Regions from separate parts of the Homo sapiens genome. Here region 1 is linked to region 2. A link is an interaction called in ENCODE POLR2A ChIA-PET data of the cell type or tissue named here. Cell type or tissue: CD4-positive, alpha-beta T cell. All regions are shown on one strand. Links, peaks and the distances in the headings refer to the core of each region. The heading gives the core; the rest is flanking DNA. Region 1 overlaps CDK17 (cyclin dependent kinase 17). Region 2 overlaps ELK3 (ETS transcription factor ELK3).

What was found. ChIA-PET counts read pairs that join two places held together with the same protein. Peaks named below come from ENCODE experiments on the same cell type or tissue, not always from the same donor. Only the 100,000 strongest peaks of a DNase experiment are listed, where the experiment ranks them.
Region 1: POLR2A ChIA-PET joins it to region 2 with 5 read pairs; 3 of 35 experiments call an interaction of 5 or more read pairs at or near these places.

Annotation. Positions count from the first base shown.
Region 1 is chr12:96,344,310-96,352,829 of GRCh38, forward strand. All of the region lies in intron 1 of CDK17 (cyclin dependent kinase 17), which reads right to left. Among named protein-coding and RNA genes, the nearest start is that of CDK17, 52 kb to the right of the region's middle. In CD4-positive, alpha-beta T cell, for the core only: no CTCF peak of the experiment used is centred there; no DNase peak of the experiment used is centred there.
Region 2 is chr12:96,209,494-96,211,993 of GRCh38, forward strand. All of the region lies in intron 1 of ELK3 (ETS transcription factor ELK3), which reads left to right. Among named protein-coding and RNA genes, the nearest start is that of ELK3, 16 kb to the left of the region's middle. RefSeq lists an enhancer at 609-1,131. In CD4-positive, alpha-beta T cell, for the core only: no CTCF peak of the experiment used is centred there; a DNase peak (open chromatin) is centred at 1,048; H3K4me3 peaks cover 944 bases; H3K27ac peaks cover 2,161 bases.

The DNA of each region.
Region 1 (8,520 bases), core at 3,145-5,644, 140 kb after region 2:
GCTGATGAAAGACATGAATACATACATCCAAAAATTTCAAATAAATCCAAGAATAAATTCAAAGGAGATACAATATTCAGACACATTATATCCAAAGTGTAGAAACCCAAAGACAAATAAAGTATCTTGAAAGCAGCAAGAGAAAAGCAACTAGACATATACATGGGCTCTTCAGTAAGATTAACAGCTGATGTGTCATCATAAACTGTGATGACCAGGCAGCAATAGGAACGGCATATTTTAAATCCAGAGAGAAAACAAAAAGTCAACCAAGAATTTTATATTCAGCAAAACTATCCTTTAAGAATGAAGGAGAAATTTCCAGATAAAAGCCAAGGAAGTATGTTACCAGTAGACCTACTCTACAAGAAAGATAAAGGGAAACCTTCAGGCTATAATGAAAGGACGTAAGACATAACACTGGTAAAGGTAATTACACAGGTAATTATAAAAGAGAGTATTAACGCACTTTTGGTTTTTAACTTTTTGCTTTTCTTGTTTTTTTAATTATTTTATTGTTGTTGTTTTTGAAGTTCTGGGGTATATGTGCAAGATGAGCAGGCTTGTTACATAGGTAAACATGTGCCATGGTGGTGTGCTGCACTTAACCCATCACCTAGGTATTAAGGCCAACATGCATTAGCTCTTTTCCCTAATGCTCTCCCTACCCCTGCCCTCCTCCGACAGGCCTCAGTTAAGTGTTGTTTCCCTCCCTGTTTCCATATGTTCTCACTGTTCACCTCCCACTTATAAGTCAGAACATGAGGTGTTTGGTTTTCTGTTTCTGTGTTAGTTTGCTGAGCATAATGGTTTCCAGCCTTAACCATGTCCCTGCAAAGGACATGATCTCATTCCTTTTTGTGGCTGAATAGTATTCCATGGTGTCCATGTACCACATCTTCTTTATCCAGTCTATCAATGATGGGCATTTGGGTTGATTCCATGTCTTTGCTGTTGTGAATAGTGCTGCAATGAACATACACATGCATGTATCTTTGTAACAGAATGATTTATATTCCTTTGGGTATATACCCAGTAATGGGATTGCTGGTCAAATGGTATTTCTGGTTCTAAATCTTTGAGGAATCGCCACACTGTCTTCCACAATGGTTGAACTAATTTACATTCCCACCAACAGTGTAAAAGCATCCCTATTTCTCCGCAACCTTGCCAGTATCTGTTGTTTCTTGACATTTTAGTAATCGCCATTCGACTGGTGTGAGATGTTATCTCATTGTGATTTTGATTTGCATTTATCTTAAAAGGTAAAAAAAATTATAAATCTGCTGCTGGGCACATAAAATATAAAAAGGTAATCTGTGACAATAACAATATAAAAGGGAAGAGACAGAGATATACAGGAGCAGACTATTTATATACTACTAAGTTGGTATTATTCAAATGAGGTTACTATCATTTTAAGATGTTAACTATAATCCTCAAGGTAACCACTAAAAAACTAACTATAAAATATTACAGAAAAGAAAAAAAACAAAGGAATTAGAATGGTATGCTATTTTAAAAATTAGCAAAGTGCAATAAAAGGGCAAAAATAAAAAAATTAAGGAGTTAGAAACAAATAAGACATACAGAAAACAATAGCTAACTAGAAAAATTAGTTCTTCCTTATCAGTATTTTAAATGTAAATGAATTAAACTCTTCAATTAAAAGGCAGAGATTGTCAGACTGGATTTTTTAAAAACCCAATCCACCTAAATGCTGTCTATAAGAGACCGGGTGCAGTGGCTCATACCTGTAATCCCAGGACTTTGGGAAGTGGGTGGATCGTGTGAGGTCAGGAGTTCAAGACCAGCCTGGCCAACATGGTGAAATCCCATTTCTACTAAAAACACAAAAATTGGCCAGGTGCAGTGGCTCACGCCTGTAATCCCAGCACTTTGGAAGGCGGAGGCGGGCAGATCACAAGGTCAGGAGATCAAGACCAGCCTGGCCAACATGGTGAAACCCCATCTCTACTAAAAATACTAAAAAACAGCCGGGCATGGTGGCACACGCCTGTAGTCCCAGCTACTCGGGAGGCCGAGGCAGGAGAATCACTTGAACCTGGGAGGTGGAGGTTGCAGTAAGCTGAGATCATGCCACTGCACTCCAGCCTGGGTGACAGAGTGAGACTCTATCTCAAAAAATAAATAAATAAATAAATAAAATTAGCCAGGCGTAGTGGCGTGCACCTATAATCCCAGCTATTCAGGAGGCTGAGGCAGGAAAACTGCTTGAATCCGAGAAGCGCAGCTTGCAGTGAGCCAAGATTCCACCACTGCACTCCAGCCTGGGCAACAAGAGCAAAACTCCACTAAAAAAAAGGCCGGGCATGGTGGCTCACGCCTGTAATCCTAGCACTTTTGGAGGGCAACACAAGTGGATCATGAGATCAAGAGATCAAGACCATCCTGGCCAACATGGTGAAACTCCATCTCTACTAAATATACAAAAATTAGCTGGGCATGGTGGCAGGTGCCTGTAGTCCCAGCTACTCAGGAGGCTGAAGCAGAAGAATCACTTGAACCCAAGAGGCAGAGGTTGCAGTGAGCCGAGATCACACCACCGCACTCCAGCCTGGTGAGGGAGGGAGACTCTGTCTCAAAAAAAAAAAAGAGAGAGAAGCACTTTGGATACAAAGACACTAAGAAACTGAAAGTGAAAGGATAGGAAAAAATATTCCATGCAAATAGTAACCAAAAAAGAGCAAGTGTAGCTATGTTTTTGTCAGACAAAACAGAGTATGATAACAAGACACGAAGGCCATCATATATTATAAGGGGTTCGATACATTAAGCTATATCAATTATAAACGTTTACACACCTAAAAACAGAGACTAAAAATATATTAAGCAAAAACAGAATTGAAAGGAGAAACAGACAACTCTACAATAATAGATGGAGACTTCAATATCCTATTTTAAGTACTGGACAGAAGAACCAGACAGATTTATAAAGAAATACAGGACGTGGCTGGGTGTGGTGGCTCATGCCTGTAATCCCAACACTTTAGGAGGCAGAGGCGGGCAGATCACCTGAGGTCAGGAGTTTCAAACCAGCCTGGCCAACATGGTGAGAACTCGTCTTTACTAAAAATACAAAAGAAGCTAGCCAGGTGTGGTGGTGCATGCCGGTAATCCCAGCTACTCAGGAAGCTGAGACAGGAGAATTGCTTGAAGTTGGGAGGCAGAGTTGAAGTGAGCCAGGATCACACTCCAGCCTGGACGACAGAGTGAGACTCTGTCTCACAGAAAGGGGAAGGGAAGGGAGGGGAGGGGAGGGGAAGGGAGGGGAAGGGAGGGGAAGGGAGGGGAAGGGAGGGGAGGGGAGGGGAGGGGAAGGGGAGGAAAGAAATATAGGACTTGAACAGCACTATATACCTATTGTATTAGACCTATCAGATATACATAGTACACTCCACCTAACAAGCAGAATACACACTCTTCAAGCGCATATGGAACATTCTCCAGGACAGGCCATAAGGCAGGCCATAAAACAAGTCTTAATAAACTTTAAAAAACTAAAATCATAAAAAGCTCTTTTCCAATCAAAATGGAATGAAACTAAAAATCAGAAACAGAAGGAAAACCGGAAAATTTGTGCATATGTGGAAATTAAGCAACATATTCTCAAACAAGCAACTGATCAAAGAAGAAACCACAAGAGATATAAAAAAGACCCTCATGCAAATGAAAACAAAAACACAACATACATAAGCATATGAGATGTAGCTAAAGAAGTGTAAAGAGGATGTTTATAGCTATAAAAGCTTACATTAAAAGAGCTCAATAACCTAACGGTACACTTTATAGAATTAGAAAAAGAACATCAAACAAAACTCAAAGCTAGCAGAAAGAAGAAAATAATAAAGTCCAAATTGGAGATAAACAAAATAGAGAATAGAAAAAGAATAGAGAAAAAACAAAACAGAAAGTTGGTTCTTTAAAAGATCAACAAAATAGGCTGGGCACAGGGAGGCTGACGTGGGTGGACCACCTGAGGTCAGGAGTTTGAGACCAGCCTAGCCAACATGGTGAAACCCCATCTCTACTAAAATACAAAAATTAGCTGGACGTCAAGGCAAGTACCTGTAATCTCAGCTACTTGGGAGGCTGAGGCAGGAGAACTGCTTCAACCTGGGAGGTGGAGGTTGCAGCGAGCCGAGGTCGTGCCACTGCACTGCAGCCTGGGCAACACAGCGAGACTCTGTCTCAAAAAAAAAAAAAAAAAAACAAAAAAGAAAAAAAAAATCAACAAAATAAATTTTTAGCTAGACTGACTAACAAGAAGAGATTACACTCAAATGACTAAAATCAGAAAGTGGAAACATCACTACCAATTATACAGAAATAAAACGGATTATAAAAGAATGCTATGAACAATTATATGCTAACAAATTGGATAGCTTAATGAAATAGACAAACTCTTACAAACACACAAACCAGCAAAACTCACAAGAAGAAAGAGACAACCAAAATATACCTAAGAAGTGAGCTGACAATCAGTATAAAACACTTCCAACCAAAAAAGCCCAGGACCAGATGACTTTACTGGTAAAGTCTACCAAACATTTAAAGATGAATTAACAACCTATTCCTAAACAACTGAAGAGGGGGTAACACTTCTTGACTTCTATAAGGCCAACATTACCCTGACACCAAAGCCAAACAAAGACATCGTAAGAAAAGAAAATTTTACAAGTCAGTATCCTTTATAAATATAGATGCAAAAATCCTTAAGAAAATACTAACAAATTGAATTCGGCAGCTTATTAAAAAGATTATACCAAATGGGTATATAATGAACCAGGATTTGTCTCAAGAATGCGACGGTGGTTCAACATAAGAAAATCAATTAATGTAGCCAGGCGCAGTGGCTCACGCCCATAATCTCAGAACTTTGGGAGGCTAAGGCAGGTAGATCACCTGAGGTCAGGCGTTGGAGACCAGCCTGGACAACATGGTGAAACCCCGTCTCTACTAAAAATACAAAATTAGCCGGGCATGGTGGCGCATGCCTGTAATCCCAGCTACTTAGGAGGTTGAGGCGGGAGAATCGCTTAAACCCAGGAGGGGGAGGTTGCAATGAGCCGAGATTGGGCCATTGCACTCCAGTCTGGGCAACAAGAGCAAAACCCTGTCTCAAAAAAAAAGAAAATCAACTAATGTAATACATCACATTAGCAAAATGAAGATAAACCACATGAACTTCTCAATTGATTTAGCAAAAAAAAAAAAAAAAAGGATTTTACAAAATTCAACACCCTTTCATGATAAAATCACTCAATAAACAAAAGAGAAAGGAATTTCCTCAACATGAAAAGGCCATATATAAAAACTCACAGCTAATATCGTATTCAATGGTGAAAGACTGAAAGCTTTTCTCTTAAGATAAAAAACAAGACAAAGATGCCTGCTTTCACCACTTCTATTCAATACCGTGCTGGAAGTTCTAGTCAGAACAATTAGGCAAGAAAAAGAAATATAAGGCAGCCAAATAGGAAATGAAAAAATAAAACTATCCCTATTTAGAGATGACATGATCTTATATGAAGAAAACCTTAAAGAATCCACAAATAAAACCCCATTAGAGCTAATAAACTAATTTCCTTAAGATGTAGAAAGAAAACTGCCATGATGAAATCAGTTGTATTTCTATAGGTTAGCAATGAACTATATGAAAGGGAAATTTTAAAAAGAATCCATTTAGAATAGCATCAAAAACAGTAAAATACTTAGGAATAAATTTAACCAATGCAGTGATAGACTTATATGCTGAAAATTACAAAATATTGTTGAATAAAATTAAAGAAACCTAAATAAATGAAAGTATATCCCATAGTCATGGATTGGAAGACTTAATATGATGTCAACATTATCCAAATGATCTACAGGTTTAATGCAATCTCTATCAAAATTTCAATGGTGCTCTTTTGCAGAAAAAGAACATGGTCTAAAATTTGTTCCGGTTTACAGTGAGCTATGATTATGCCACTGCACTCCAGCCTGGGTGATAGTGGGATCCTGTCTCAAATTTAAAAAAAAAAAAAAAGCAAGACAACGACGATATCTTAAAATTTATATGGAATTCCAAGGAACCTTGAATAGTTTTGAACTAGAAGAACAAAGGTGGAGGTCTTATGTGTCCCCATTTCAAGACCTAATAAAAAGATAAAAAGCTACAATAATCAAAACATTATGGTATTGACATAAGAATAGATATATATAGACCAACAGAATAGAATTGAGAACCCAAACACAGACTCTCACACCTGATTTTTGACAAAGGTACCAGGACCATTCAATAGGGAGGGAGCAGTTTATTTAGCAAATGGTGCTGGGAAAACTGGATGTTTTCATGCAAAAGAGTGAAACTGGACCATTACCTTACACCATATACAAGAGTTAACTGAAAATGAATCAAAGGCCTAAATATAAGAGTTAAAACTGTAAAACTCTTAGAAGAAATATTCCTGATATTGGATTTCACAATGATTTCTTAAATATGACACCAAAGGCACAGGCAACAACAAAAAAGACCCCCAAAAACAGACATATTGGACTTTAAATTTAAAATGATAGTAAAGAGAGTGAAACAACCCACAGAATGGGTTAAAATACTTGCAAATCATATATCTGACAAGAGTTTAATATCCAGAAAGAACTGCTACAACTCAACAGCAAAAAACAAACACCCAATTTAAAAATGGGTAAAGGTCTTGAATGTACATCGCACCAAAGATATACCAATGGCCTATAAGCACATAAAAAGATGCTCAACATTATTACTCATTGGAGAAATGCAAACCAAAACCACTATGAGATACCACCTCATACCCACTAGGATGGCTACTATCAAACAGAAAGCAGTGTCAGTGAGGATGTGGACAAACTGGAACACTGATGCAACTGTAAAATGGTGTAGCCATTGTGAAAAACTGGTAGTTCCTCAAAAAACTAAACACAGAATAATCATATGACCCAGCAACTCTACTCCTAGGGATATACCAAAAAAAAAAAAACTGAAAACAGGGACTCAAACAGATACTTGTACACCAATGTTAATGGCAGCATTATTCACAACAGCCAAAAGGTGAAAACAAACTGCCAATCAACGGATAAACAAAATGTGGCATATACATACGATGCCATAAAAACAAATGAAGTTCTGACATATGCTACAACACAGATGAGCCTTGAGAACATTATGCTAAGGGAACTAAGTCAGACACAAAAGGACAAATATTATATGATTCTACTTACATGAAAAAGCTCTAGAAATAGTTGTGATGGTTACACAAAATTTCAATCTTAATTGTCGTTGAACTTTATGCTTAAAAATAACTAAAATGGCAAATTTTGTTTTGTATATTTTATCACAATAAAAACATTTTAACTGTCGTGTTAGCAGGCATTTATATCAGTTTTCCATCAAGCCTAAATATGGTCAATATTTCATTTGAGTGGAGCTTTACTGAAATAATTGGCTAAATAATTTCAATATGACCTATACCAATTATGCTGAACACAACAGAATATATCAGGATTAGCGCTTTATGGTTATGATATAGACGCTCACAAAAGACTGTTGTTGCTCCCAGCTTAACAGTAAGAATGAGCCAGACAAACTATAAAATCATAGTTTTTTAAACTCAGAAAGCTGAGGATGCAAAGAAAATAAATCAACTAAATTCTAGAGGAACAAGCCCTTTCTGGAAAAGAAAACAGGGCTGGGATCATGGTGAAAGGAGAAGTGAACCTGCAATAGGAGGGGGAAACCAGCCAACTTTTAACAGACTTTTCAAGGGGAACACGGGGGCAAGATAGATTAAAATCTCAGAAATCTCATTCACAAAGCAAATCTGCACTTTCCCAATAGGATCCCTTCCAAGTATTGAAGCTGAATAAGGGAAGGTGAGGCGATGGGACCACAGAATGCTGAGGACAAGGCAGAAGAGCTGAGAGAAACCCCTGTTCAAGTGGCACACTAAGTGTAAGGTGGCCAAAGGAAGGTGGCAGGGTATTAGTTCAGTGCTCTCTCCAGAGGTAAGGACCGAAGCCAGAAGTGGGGCTAGAGAGAGAGAAAAAAAAAAAACATGTCCCAGCTGCTCCAAATGCCAACAGCTGTGCTGTGAAACAGAGAGGGATCTCCCACAGTACAACAAACTGGGCTATAAAGGCTGGGGTGGGCTATAAAGGATGGCGAGATTGCCTGAATCTCACAGGTACTCAGATGGCAAACTCTAATAAAGGGAGTGTCCTCATCCTGCCTTCACAACATCTGATACCAGTGGTAAACTAAAGACAACTAAAACTGCAACAAGGTCCCATCCCAAACTGAACTGACTCAGCCCCTAACACTAGTGACCTGACAGAATACTTCAGTCTGTACTGTCCTTTTTCACAATGTCTGACAGCAAATAAAAAATCAGAGACCAAGAAACAGAAAAATGTGACCCATAATCAAGAGCAAAGATGTAATATGAAGTCTTTCAGTGACAACATTTCAAATTATGGCTA
Region 2 (2,500 bases), core at 1-2,500:
GGGTAAATACTTTCGACTTTCATCAGCTTCTTCTTTAGCACAGAAAATCTTTCAAGTTTATCAGAAAGATTAGGGTTTCATTCTAGTGGAAGTGGTCTGTAAGATTTCCTTTATTTTGATTTTTGTAACACCATCTTAAAGTAAGTAAATAAACATTTTCTTACATTGACAACCATAGATTTAAGAAAATACTTCTGTCAAGGCTGTCTTTAAAGCTGAAGACATTGTTCCATCCTTATTATAAAGATCATTTATACAGTGTACTGATCAAAAGGATTACATATTTTTACTTTCAAATACTTTCAAGAAGTCTTTTAGTTTGATAGTATGTAAAGGATAAGACTGACTTTACCCCTTCTACAGAGGAGAAGGTTGAAATACAGAAGTTAACATCCCTGCTGTAGCTCACACGACTTTTTCTCCTTTTTTTTTTTTTTCCTACATTTGACCAAGGCACAGAAGATCACACAACTTTTTAAGGTTTTGGCTGCAATGAGGATTTGTTTATCTTGACCTCCCCCAACTTTTTTTCTGTTGTACACAGGATTGAATTGTATTGATATTAATAGTACAAAAATTTGGGGAAAAGATTTTCCATTCAAGCAAAGGCCTCTGAAACATAAGAATCAAAAGTAGTATGAGGGTCGGGGGGCCAGATGCCCACTGGGGATTTGAGAGCTCATTAATTTAAAGCTCAAACTGAAAGACAGTTTGTAAGATCCTAGTAAGTTTCACTGACTGCGGAACAGCCTGTTTTTTTCGGGGCATGTTGTGGTCCTCCATGAAATCCTAAACACTGCTTTCTTAGAACCTGAAACAGGCTTCCCTAGAGGTGTTTCTTTTTAAAGGAAAGTTTTGGAGGCACTGCTGGGTACTAGGGACCTTGCCAGATCCTGTCATGCACGGTTTCCCTGGGATTCCAGCCTGTCCCTATTCACACTTGAAGTGCTTCTCATGATTCGTTTCGTGATGTGAGGTGCATGCATGTTTGGGGCCCCTCTTGGGCTAGGCTAGCTCACTTCTGTTTCCTCTGACTTTCATCCTGTTCCACCGCCCTGCGCGCGGGCGCACGCACACACACACACACACACACACACACACACACCCCGAGTGGGAGGTCCAGGGGCACCGACTTCCAGAACACGCAGCTTCTCAACGGCCCACTTGTATCGAGAACCACCCTTGCTTATTTAGTGTTGGGTGAACCTTGAACCTATTTAAACCACGATACAGATCTTTGAAAGGAGGGCACTGGTTAACAAAATGGTGGATGGGGTGGATTCAAAGATTCTTTCTTGAAACAACCCAACTGGAGCAGCTGGAGACACAGATGAGGCAACACCAGAAATGAACAAGGAAATGTCCTGATTTGATTCCTAGTAGGAATGTATTTCCCACGCATTACAATGAGACGTTTCCCTTAGCAGCAGTGAAGTGTGCATATGAGAAAAGAAGCCTCTACTGGGGGCATATGCGCGTTGATTAAGAACCTGGACTTTGGAGCCAGATGCCCCTGGATATGAGGCTCTGTTGGCCCATTTTACCCATGTGGCCATGAGTGTCTTATTTCACCTTTCGAAGTCATAGTTCCTCGTGGGCACAGCCAACTGAGAGTATTAAATTTAGACAGCATGTATAAAGCACTCAGCACAATTCCTGGTACATAGTAAGTGGTCATCAAATTTAATTGCACTAAAAAGAAAAGCTCCTATTTAATAAAGTAATGGATTTCTTTAGGTATGGGCGCTGTTCTTCAGAATTCCATGGGATCTCAGCATTGCTGGTGGTGGAGGATATATTAATAGCTAACGTTTTCTTAGAACAGTGCTCTTAATTTGAAATTTATAAGTTATTTTTAGAGTTTTATAAATCCTGGTGAAATTATGTGTATTTTGTATAGCTGTATATTTTTCCTAGAGAATTTTAGATTGTCAGAAAGGTCCATGGACCAAATATGTGAAGAGGAAACTGCCCTGGGGATGTCATTGTGTGTTTGTGTGTGTGTGTGTGTGTGTGTGTGTGTGTGTGTGTGTATCAGTTTTATGTATGTGAATATATTTTAGGTTGAATATATGAGATTGCTGGTATTTAACTAGTTTTGATCTCTAAAAAGAATAATTTCTTACAGTTCAACTTAATAGTTGTGATATTATGAAACAATTTGAAATATATCACAATGTGATATTTATAATGAAATATGATTGTAGCTTATTTTTGTACGTTATTTATCAAAGCCTAGCAAGTTAAAATTCATCAGGCAGCCTTGGACCACTAGTAACCATATTTACCTAAAATAACTTGTGCTTTTCCATTGACCTTAATCACAGGAAATACAAAATAAAAACTTTTCTGTGTCCAGTATTATGAAACAGTCTTTAATTTTCATTGTGGATTTATTAATAGCTTTATTACATCTAATGAATCATTTTTCTGATCCAAATGACTACTGTTTAGGAGAATCTGCTTAGTATTTTTTCCCTGTTGAATTCACAATGTTAAT